Regions from separate parts of the Homo sapiens genome. Here all the other regions are linked to region 2. A link is a contact called in ENCODE Hi-C or POLR2A ChIA-PET data. All regions are on one chromosome and are shown on one strand. The core of a region is the stretch at or near the end of the contact, and the rest is flanking DNA. Distances in the headings are between cores, read along the strand shown.

Region 1 (3,272 bases), core at 350-2,849, 470 kb after region 2:
GGGGTAGGAGAGCATAGAGAAGGCCCAGCAGGGAGCTTCCTTCATTTATTCACTACTGTGCTTCAAAAGAAGTGTTTAGAAGCAAGGGAAGACATGTAGGAAGCTATCTTTTACAGGATAAAAAGACTAGAAAGGTTTCCCGGAAGTCACTGGGGAATTTGGAACACGCCCTCATTCTCCTGAACATGCCCCAAGACTCAAGAAGTGGATAGGTTGGAGCAGGAAGGATAAAAGTTCTCAACTGCCCCTCCTGACCCTTCCTGAACACACTTGAGCACTACCAGCCCTTTAATTCACTTCTCCTGCCCTAATGGAGATTGGCAAACAGTGGCTGAGAGCACAACTGGGTCCCAGGTTGCAGGATGATCATGAAGATGATAGTGAGAAAGACAGTGGGGGAAGGGGAAGGAAGAGGAGAAGGAAGAGGAGGGAGCTCACCTTCCTGTGAGGTTCCCATATGCTAAGCCCAGGGCCTCAGTCATTTTCTTCTTTAACTTCACACAGCATCTCCATTTGGCAGTGGATGATCTGAGGCCAGAGGACTTGCCCCAGGTCATTTCTGTGAGTGACAAAAGCACTCTCCAATAGAGACAATGAAGCCTCAAAGGAATCAAGGATGTGGGGGGCAAGCAGGAAAGAGACTCTGAGAGGGGAGACACATGAGGCCCCTGGGCGGGGCCCACAGCATAGGGAGACCGTGCAGAAGTCAGCCTTACCATCTACTTTAATCCAGGGGTGAGGTTCTGGATCGTGGGGCAGGAATGGAGGCTTCCTGTGGCATCCAGAGCAGCTGGGGTGAGGGAGAGCGCACGGGAAGCGGGCCTGTGGCAGTGGCCACGTACTGACATACATGGATGGATTTCCACATCCAGACAACCAATGTAGCTACATCAGTGTGTGTCAGCGAAAGGTGAGCCCTGGTTTCACCTGGTGCGGATATAGAGCAGAAGGTTTTTTGTGGTTTCAGAGATATCTTTTAAAAGCCCTTTGGCATCTTCCTTAAGCCTCGTTCTTAATGAGGTCCCAGATGTCTCAACTGGGCCACAAGCACTAGCATGTCTAACTGCATCCGTGAAGGTGGGTCCCCCTCCCCTCCACCAGAGGGCCCATCCTGGGGGCTCTTTTCGAAAGCCAGTGCATATAATTGTTGCATAGGAAGAACCTGATGGGTACCGTGGTAGGGAGAGCAGGGGAGAAATTCCTAAAACATTACACAAATTTATCTCAAATTTCCCATCTGAGCTGGAAGAAATGCCCCAAAATATAACCCACAGGAGCAGCTCTTTGCTTCAATGTTGCAAGTTTTCAGTTAGACAGGAAAGTCTCAGCTTAGGCAACTTGAGAGCAAACCTCATTCAGTGAAGAGGCCCACAAGGTCAGAAGATTGGGACCTGGCTGGGAGTCTCAGGAGAATACAGTGAAAAGAAATCACAAGGTTGCTGCTTCAATGATGTAAATTGAATTGTGGAATAAACATTCATAAAGAAAAATATGGACTGATATATACTGTCAGGCAATATTATGACAAGCATTTTGCACAGATTTAAGGAAATCAGAGCACAAGAAAGGGGAAGCACCCAAGCCAATGCCTGCCTATGCCAGGCAAAGGGTGAAGCATGATCAGCCAAGCATCCAACCACCAGTTCACAGTTACAGGGTAAAGTGAAAACTAAGCTGTTTGGTTGTGGAATGGACCTAGCACTACACAGATCCCAATCACTGACACAGCATTTACAGTAATAACAGCCAACAATTACAGAACGCTCAAAAGTCCTTTGAGAAGCAGTCAAATGAAACTCACAGCATCTGCTGTGGGAAAAATGTTGAGGATATTGTCCACTGTATCACCCAGGTCCCCACAGGAAAGACCCCATTAAAAAATTTCTTCTTTTTTTTTTTTATTGAAAGCTGAGACGAGCTTTACTTCCCTTGAGGAAACAGTCTGGTCTGTTTTGTCATTCCTGAGCACGAAAATGATGTCCTAACTGTTCATTTCTCTTTTTTCTTTTTTTGAAACGGAGTCTCACTCTGTCTCCGAGGCTGGAGTGCAGTGGTGCAATCTTGGCTCACTGCAACCTCTGCCTCCCGGGTTCAAGCGATTCTTCTGCCTCAGCCTCCTGAGTAGCTGGGGCTACAGACTTGCACCACCATGCCCAGCTAATTTTTGTATTTTTAGTAGAGATGGGGTTTCACCATATTGGCCAGGCTGGTCTCGAACTCATGACTTCATGATCCGCCCACCTCGGCCTCCTAAAGTGCTGGGATTACAGGCATGAGCCACCACGCCCTGCCTCTCTCTCTCTCTCTCTCTCTGTCTCTCATTTTTTAAAGCTTCGGGTAGCTCACAAACTCAAAATTCAAATATAGCAGAGGTCTTGATCGCCTATACCACTCATCTCAAAACCATTTTTTAATCTCACCGTCCCCATAGGGAAAAATTTAAGGATAACTCCCTACTAGATGTATATTTATTTATTTATTTATAAATCATATACATGGTCAGGCATGGTGGCTCATGCCTGTAATGGCGGCACTTTGGGAGGCTGAAGCAGGTGGATCCCTCGCATCCAGAAGTTTGACACCAGCCTGGGTAACATAACAAGATCCCATCTCTACAAAAAAAATTAAAAATTAGCTGGGCATGGTGGCACATGCCTGTAGTCTCAGCTATTTGAGAGGCTGAGGAGGGAGCATCACTTGAGCCTGAGAGGTTGAGGCTGCAATGAGCTATGATTGTGCCACTGCAGAGTGAGACCTTGTCCCTAAATAAATAAATAAATGAAATACATGTACATCTATTATTACCCAATATTTTAAAGTGTAATATACACAGAGGCCAAGGCTTGTTGTCAATGACTGAGGATATAAATCCATATTTCAAAGGGTCTTCTAGGGGCCGGGCATGGTGGCTCACACCTGTAATCCCAGCACTTTGGGAGGCCGAGGTGGGTGGATCACCTGACGTCAGGAGTTCGAGACCAGCCTGGCCAACATGGCGAACCCTGACTCTACTAAAAATACAAAAATTAGCCGGGCGTGGTGGCAGATGCCTGTAGTCCCAGTTACTCAGGAGGCTGAGGTAGGAGAATCATTTGAACCCGGGAGGCAGGGGTTGCAGTGAGCCAAGATCATGCCATTGCACTCCAGCCTGGGCAACAAGAGTGAAACTATCTCAAAAAAAAAGAAAAAAAAAGCGTCTTCTAATAATTTCAAATTGTTTTAATTTCTTCTTTCACACCTAGCTAGTTTGGACTGTCATTGCGTTTACTTCT
Region 2 (3,252 bases), core at 693-3,192:
AAATACATGAGAAACCCTCATTTGCATCATCTACATGGTCATTTGTTTGCCCTTTGCATGGCAGGGCTTCAGAGGAAAATCCAGCTCCAGGCTGCAAGGCTCCGAGAGTCTTCTTAGACCTCTCTGGAACAAATGTATTCACTTAGAATTAGGTTTCTTCTTTTAGCTTCAGCCAAACGCCCTCAGTGCCACACAGGTTTCCCTCTCCTCCCTTTCTCCTTCCCCTCCCCTCCTCTTCTCTCCTTTCTCCAGTATTTATCCTCATAGAAGTGGAAGGACTGGCGTTTAGAAGGAGAGAGGAATATGTCAGTCCTTCAAGGACAACGTACAGGTTCCCTTTGCCCTACAGGGGGCAGACCCTATCATTTCCTAGCTGACACATTTGGCCTCACGGGCTCTCTTCTGGAACCCTTGAGTTCAGAAAGGGTTGAACACTGCCCATTTCCTGCTGCAGTCCCTTCCAGGAGTTCTGTTCCCATGCCTGTAAGCAGTCATTTGGAGTTGCCTAAGAAATCTTTAAGAACTTCACAATATTGAAATCAACTCTTTCAAATGGCATGAAGAATTTTTTGGTTATTAACTCCACCATCTCCCGTTAGCTAAGCTCATTTGTTTTCCCTTGAGAGAAGAGCTCTTCTAGCATCTAATCATACCTAATCTTTCTGCAAAGTTGTTTTCCTAAAAAATTGTGTAAATCAAGTTTTTGTAAATCTAGTCATATGTTTTATGCATCAGGGGAACTTGGAATGTAAAGGAATCTCATGGTGTATGCATACTTCTGTAAAATGAAGATTTGCTCCCTTATTTATTCATTTTTGTAAATCTGAATAATTATTTACTGAGTTGAAGGAGGTATGCCTTTATTTAGGCTTTTGCATTTGGTATCTTTCCATTTTTTATTTTCAAGGTGCCCCAAAATGGCCACACATTCCACCTTTGGAGGAGGAAAACACAGCCAACATGCTCCCTAATTCTAAGTCATAAAGAGCCTCGAAATTCTGTGCCAGTAGTTCATAAGGAGTCCTCGTTTGATCTAGAAAACCAGCAGAAAACCTTGCCGCTGTCCCACAGGAGAGATACACATTTCACACTGACTGGGTTCTACTCCTTCCTTCTTTCCCTTCTTCTTCTCCTTTAGCAAATGAAAAGATGCACAGTACTTGCGATTTCAAATAGAATGGTGTCTGTTAAAGCTTTACCTAGGAGGAATTCCCCAAATCAAGGGACATGGAATTACTCAGCCACAGGAATTCTGGAGAATCCGGTCTCTGAAGATGAAGCTAGAAATGAGCAAAGGTTTACTGTTCGTTGTTTTCCTCGGCAGACAGCGCAGGGTCCTTATGGCATGGAAAGGCTGAGCTGTTGGAGCAGAGTGAAACCTGATTCCCAACATCTGTGCTCTAGACCCCACTCCGAAGGGGGACTTTCTGGAGGTATTTTTCTACTCTCCGTCCCCTGGGTCCCAATTAAGGGAAACACTTTTTTTAGACATGTTATTATCCCATGATAGAAAAGCAGGACTCACTGTTCCTCCTTCCCTCCTTCCCTCCTTTCTTCCTTCCCTCCCTCCCTCCCTCCCTCTCTCCCTCCCTTCCTCACTTTTTCCTTTCTTCCTTTCCCCCATCTAGATGAGCAATGCAAAAGGTCTGGTATTTGAGAAATGTAATTATATTAGTGATAAACTTCATGGTTTAATTTGGGAAATCTCCCAAACCTAAATTCCCAGCCCGGAGGAGTCCAATTAGATCTGGGCTGGGAAAACTAGAATATATTTCAGCGAAGGGGAAATAACCAAGGGGAAGCGAGAACCGCGAATGGCCAAACACTGATGTCGGCTCAAGTCCTCCTCGGAAAATGCCTGTGTATGAGGATAAAGTGGCTGGTGGAAAGTTCACTCAATCAGGGCTGCACGGTCTTGTGGAATAAAATACGTCCAGACAGGGTTACGACGTGCTTTGGATTCCAGCAGGGGGAGCTCTGACTCTGGAAACCGGTCAGTGGCCACCGAACGCTGTTTCACCGGGTCTAGACCTTTGGAGATCAGCGTTCTCTGGTCGCCAAGGTTGGTAACAAGGTCCGTGGGTAATGTCGCTGAACCAGAAACAGAGGTCTCCCTTTGCACAGTCCCCGGTGAGGAAAGCAGTTAACACCTCTGTAGAAACACAGCTGAAGAGGCATTTTAGGAGCAGGTGACCAAAGTCTTACAAAGGCAGCCGGGAAAAAGTCAGGGATGGAAATTAAAGCCCCCGTTTCCTCCTCTTTTTCCCTTCCATACCCCTAGGCATAACTGTTTCTCACTCGGGGGCTGAGCTCTGATATGACATCCTGTGAGGATACCTTTAGCAGGGGGAGCCACAACCCCAATTTTAAAAACTGCCTGTGGTTGGGATGAGCTAGATTTCCTGATGCCATCAGTCAGCTCTGGGCACTGCTGCGCCCTGCTGCTCTCACTTTGGGTGCCTAGGAAGGAGAAACACAATACCTTCGTGCTGTAGCTACATCAGTGCCAAGAGACCCCACTTCCCACGTCTTCTGGACTTGGCTCAGAAGCATCTGCAGAGAGACAAGGAAGCCCCACAAAATGTGGACAAATGCCATTCCAGCCCATGAAATAGCTGAGAAAGAGGGGCTCGGCACAGCATTTTCTAAGCTACGTTGTGTGAAAGGTTGCTGGACCCTAAGGGGCTCCCAGGTATTTATTTCATGCGGTAAAAAGTGTTCTGATGTCAGAGTCTGAGAAAGCCTGTAGGCACTATCTGTGCATTCCCCACTCCCCCAACTTTTGTGGAAAGAAATCTTGTTACAAGTCCTATAAGTTCTACAGTCCAAACAAACAAATGAAAAAGCCCACTTAAATTTGTCTGATCCAGCACTTCCAAAACTTATCTGACCATGACGACCATGACATTTTGTCTTTTCCTTTCCACAAAGCACCTATGTTCTAGGCACTTGTGTCTTGTGGAGCATACCTTGAGAAATACTGAGTATGCATAAAAGAGCAAAGTTCTAGGGGTGAAGAAACTTCTGCATTCCTGTAGATCGGTTCTGATCCTAACGTCTGCTATGATTCTTTTTTTAAGATGGTATTTCGCTCTTGTTGCCCAGGCTAGAGTGCAGTAGTGCAATCTCGGCTCACTGCAACGTCCGCTTCCCAGGCTCAAGCGATTCTCCTGCCTCAGCCTCCTGAGTAGCTGGCATTATAAGAACCCACCACCACACCTGGCTAATTTTTGTATTTTTAGTAGAGATGGG
Region 3 (3,216 bases), core at 542-3,041, 500 kb after region 2:
CACAGAGTCCTACCCACAACATGTGGGAATTATGGGAGTTACAATTCAAGATGAGATTTGGGTGGGGACATAACCAAACCATATCAGCACTATTCATAATAGCAAAAAGGTGGGAAAAAAAACACAAATGTCCATCATTGATGAGTGGATAAACAAAATGTGGTAAATACATACAATGGAATATTATTCAACCATAAGAAGGAATGAATTACTAGTACATGTTACAATGTGGATGAACCTTGAAAACATTACACTAAGATTCCAGACACAAAAGGCTACATATTGTATGATTCTATTTATATGAAACATCTAGAACAAGTAAATCCATAGAGACAGAAGACAGATTAATGGTTCTGAGGGGCTGGGAGGAGGGGCTTATGGGGACATGTCTGCTTAATGGGCACAGGATTTTCTTTGAGGTAGTTTTGGAAGTAGGTAGAGATAGTGATTGCACAATATTGTCAGTGTATGAAATGCCACTCAATTGTACGCTTTAAGATGGTTAGTGTACAGCATGGTGACTATGGTTAATAACAATGTATTGTATACTTGAAAATTTCTAAGAGAGTAGATTTTAAGTGTTCTTGACACATAATAAATAAGCATGTGAAGTAATGCATATGTTCATTGGCGTGATTTAGCCATTACACAATGTATAAGTATACATTTCAAAATATGCTATATATCATAAGTATGTAAAATTTTTGTCAATTAAAATTTTTTAATGCTAATGGCTCATTTGTTTATGTACATTTATCTCAATAAAAAATGAATCCAACCTAGATTATATTCATCTTTGTACCAATATAGTCATAATTTTAAAAATATATTTATGAAGGAGTCTATAAGGCAAAAGTGCCTAGGACCTATGAAAGTCATAATGCAGCCCTAACCAAGTGCACAGGATGCAGAGACAAGTGGAAGGAACCTGAGCCATCTGAGTGAGAAAGGGTAGTTGGTCAGAGCACAGCGAGTAAGGGACAGGCTCATGTGTGCGGAGGCTGGGGAAGCCGGCAGAGGCCCAGCCAGGCATGGCAAAGCCTCGGGATGCTAGGTGAAGTGCCAATAAAGAGTTTTAAGGAGACTGACATTTTCAAAGATCACTCTGGGCTGCTGATTGGAGTGTGGACTAGTCAGAGTCAGGAAGAGTGGTTACGAGGAGCCCAGATTCCAGGATACTGCTGTAATCCAAGCAAAAAATGATGGCTGTTGCTCGGATGCTGGTAGAGGAGATGTAGAGAGATGCATGGCTTTGAGACACTTGGACAATCAACAAGATCAATATGGGGAATGGGAAGGAGAGGGTGTCAACGTTAACCTTCCCCTTTCTGGCATGAGCATCGAGAAGCATATGACGTTATTCATTGAGATAAATACTGAAGGTCCAGGTTTAGGAGTAGACATTCAGAAACTGAATTCTGAACACATAAAGTTTGAGGTACCTGTGAAAGTTCCAAAACAGGGGCCAAATAGGTAATTCAATATTTTACCTGCAACTCAGTTGAGGAGTGGAGTGAAGATGGAAAACTTGGGAGTTGCCCACGTCTGCAGTAAAAGGAAATCCCAAGAACAAATGAGATCATCCAGTAAAAGAGTGCGGATTGAGAAGAGAAATCAGCTCAGGATCAAGCCTGGGAAAAATTCGACATTTAACTGCCAGGTACAAGAAGAAAAGCTAGCAAAGGAGAGAGAGAAGCGGAAAGAGGAAGAAGGAAACAGCTGGGCCATGGGTAGATATTAGGAAAGAATCTACTTCAACAAATGGAGAACAGCCAACTGATGTGAACACTGAGGTCAGGCAGTATGTGAATGTTTCAATGTTACATGCGTTAGTGACAGGGAGGTCACTGTTGACCTTTTCAAGACCATCTTTAGTGAAGTGAAGGAACAGAAACCAGATGGGAGTTATTTGAGAGGAGAGCAGGGGAAAAGGAAGTGAAAAGTGTGTGGGCAACTCTTTCAAGAACCTGATTGTGAGTGAGGAGTAGGTGACAATGAGACAAGGCGAACCCAGACTTCACTCACCTAGCTGCCTGCCCATGGGGCAATAGGGAAACTAAGACAGAAGTAACTGCCAAAAGCAAAGGAGTTAGCAACCCGGTGCTGCTAATTCTTAGAGGTCAATGACGAGCAAGGCCTAGGTCCTTCTGCAGCTGGTTGCCTGACAGTCTAGCAAGTTGATAGAACCCATGCCGTGACCCTGTTAATTTTATGACTGTTTGCAAAGGGACAGTTTTCTCTGCCCTTGTAGAGCAAAACCAGGGAGGAATTTAAGTTTGCAGCTTGCTCCCCACCAGATCTCACAGTTGTGATGGGATAAAGTCCTCAAGAACAAAGAAGCTGCGATCACACTGAGTCAGAGTCCAAAAAGCCACCTTCAAATAATGTTAAGACTGTATACCACCTTTGGTTGTTCTTTAAGTACAGAGTGTTAAAAGAGGTCGCTCAGCACTGGCGCTGCAGGCTGAGTCCGGCCCCATGATGCTCCCGCACATTCTAGGACACCTTCTTTCTCCACAGCCATAGCTGTTAACGGCTAACTTCTTTCCTCCGAGCCTTTGCCCTCTGTGTCCTAAGTTTAAATTCTAGGACATGAGAAATATCTCAAAAAACTGTCCCTTTATCCTTTGCCAATTGAAAAAGAAACCAGCCCAGCAGAGAGGAGACTAGGTAACACAAGACCTTGGTTCCGGATGGTGTTCACACCTACTGTCGCTTTTGCTGTGCGTCATCAGTCACATAATGACTTATAGGGCAGAATATTGCTTTAAAAAGTTGGTTTTGGCCAGGCGCGTTGGTTCTCGCCTGTTATCCCAGCACTTTGGGAGGCTGAGGTGGGTGGATCACGAGGTCAGGAGATCGAAACACGGTGATATCCCGTCTCTACTAAAACTACAAAAAATTACCTGAGCGTGGTGGCATGTGCCTGCAGTCCCAGCTACTGGGGAGGCTGAGGCAAAAGAATTGCTTGAATCCGGGAGGTGGAGGTTGCAGTGAGCCGAGATTGCACCACTGCACTCCAGCCTGGGTGACAGAATGAGACTCCATCTCAAAAAAAAAAAAAAAAAAGTTGGTTTTGTGCATATGTTGCTGCCTTATAGTTTCTAGTCTCCATTTCAGGGTTGACTCACTGTCTCCAATATTGGAGTAGATTTGAGGAACACTTTGGTTAGAAAGATACATTCCCATCATCAACTTTTCTTAGTTTTTTGCTGC

What was found. Hi-C counts contacts between places; a loop is a spot of excess contacts on that map. ChIA-PET counts read pairs that join two places held with the same protein, here RNA polymerase II (POLR2A). Pooled maps may share reads with other maps.
Region 1: a loop to region 2 is called in a pooled map, with 2.2 times the contacts of the local background. The contact joins two enhancer-like sites. A Hi-C loop is called at or near these places in 4 of 168 maps with a recorded cell type or tissue (HCT116, IMR-90, ectodermal cell and 1 more), 1 of 37 single-sample maps with no recorded cell type and 12 of 50 pooled maps. POLR2A ChIA-PET finds 5 or more read pairs at or near these places in 1 of 52 experiments (Panc1).
Region 3: a map of naive thymus-derived CD4-positive, alpha-beta T cell shows a loop between it and region 2 (3-fold over the local background). The contact joins two enhancer-like sites. A Hi-C loop is called at or near these places in 5 of 168 maps with a recorded cell type or tissue (HCT116, IMR-90, ectodermal cell and 2 more) and 11 of 50 pooled maps. POLR2A ChIA-PET finds 5 or more read pairs at or near these places in 2 of 52 experiments (Panc1 and activated T-cell).

Annotation. Positions count from the first base shown.
Region 1 is chr2:173,873,417-173,876,688 of GRCh38, forward strand. No RefSeq gene overlaps it. Among named protein-coding and RNA genes, the nearest start is that of SP3, 90 kb to the right of the region's middle. RefSeq lists a silencer at 1,618-1,747. Within about 2 kb of position 1,600, at least 2 of the 41 ENCODE cell types and tissues checked have a DNase peak (open chromatin) inside an H3K27ac peak, as active enhancers do.
Region 2 is chr2:173,400,614-173,403,865 of GRCh38, forward strand. No RefSeq gene overlaps it. Among named protein-coding and RNA genes, the nearest start is that of CDCA7, 47 kb to the left of the region's middle. RefSeq lists a silencer at 1,883-2,052. Within about 2 kb of position 1,943, at least 2 of the 41 ENCODE cell types and tissues checked have a DNase peak (open chromatin) inside an H3K27ac peak, as active enhancers do.
Region 3 is chr2:173,896,485-173,899,700 of GRCh38, forward strand. No RefSeq gene overlaps it. Among named protein-coding and RNA genes, the nearest start is that of SP3, 67 kb to the right of the region's middle. Within about 2 kb of position 1,792, at least 4 of the 41 ENCODE cell types and tissues checked have a DNase peak (open chromatin) inside an H3K27ac peak, as active enhancers do.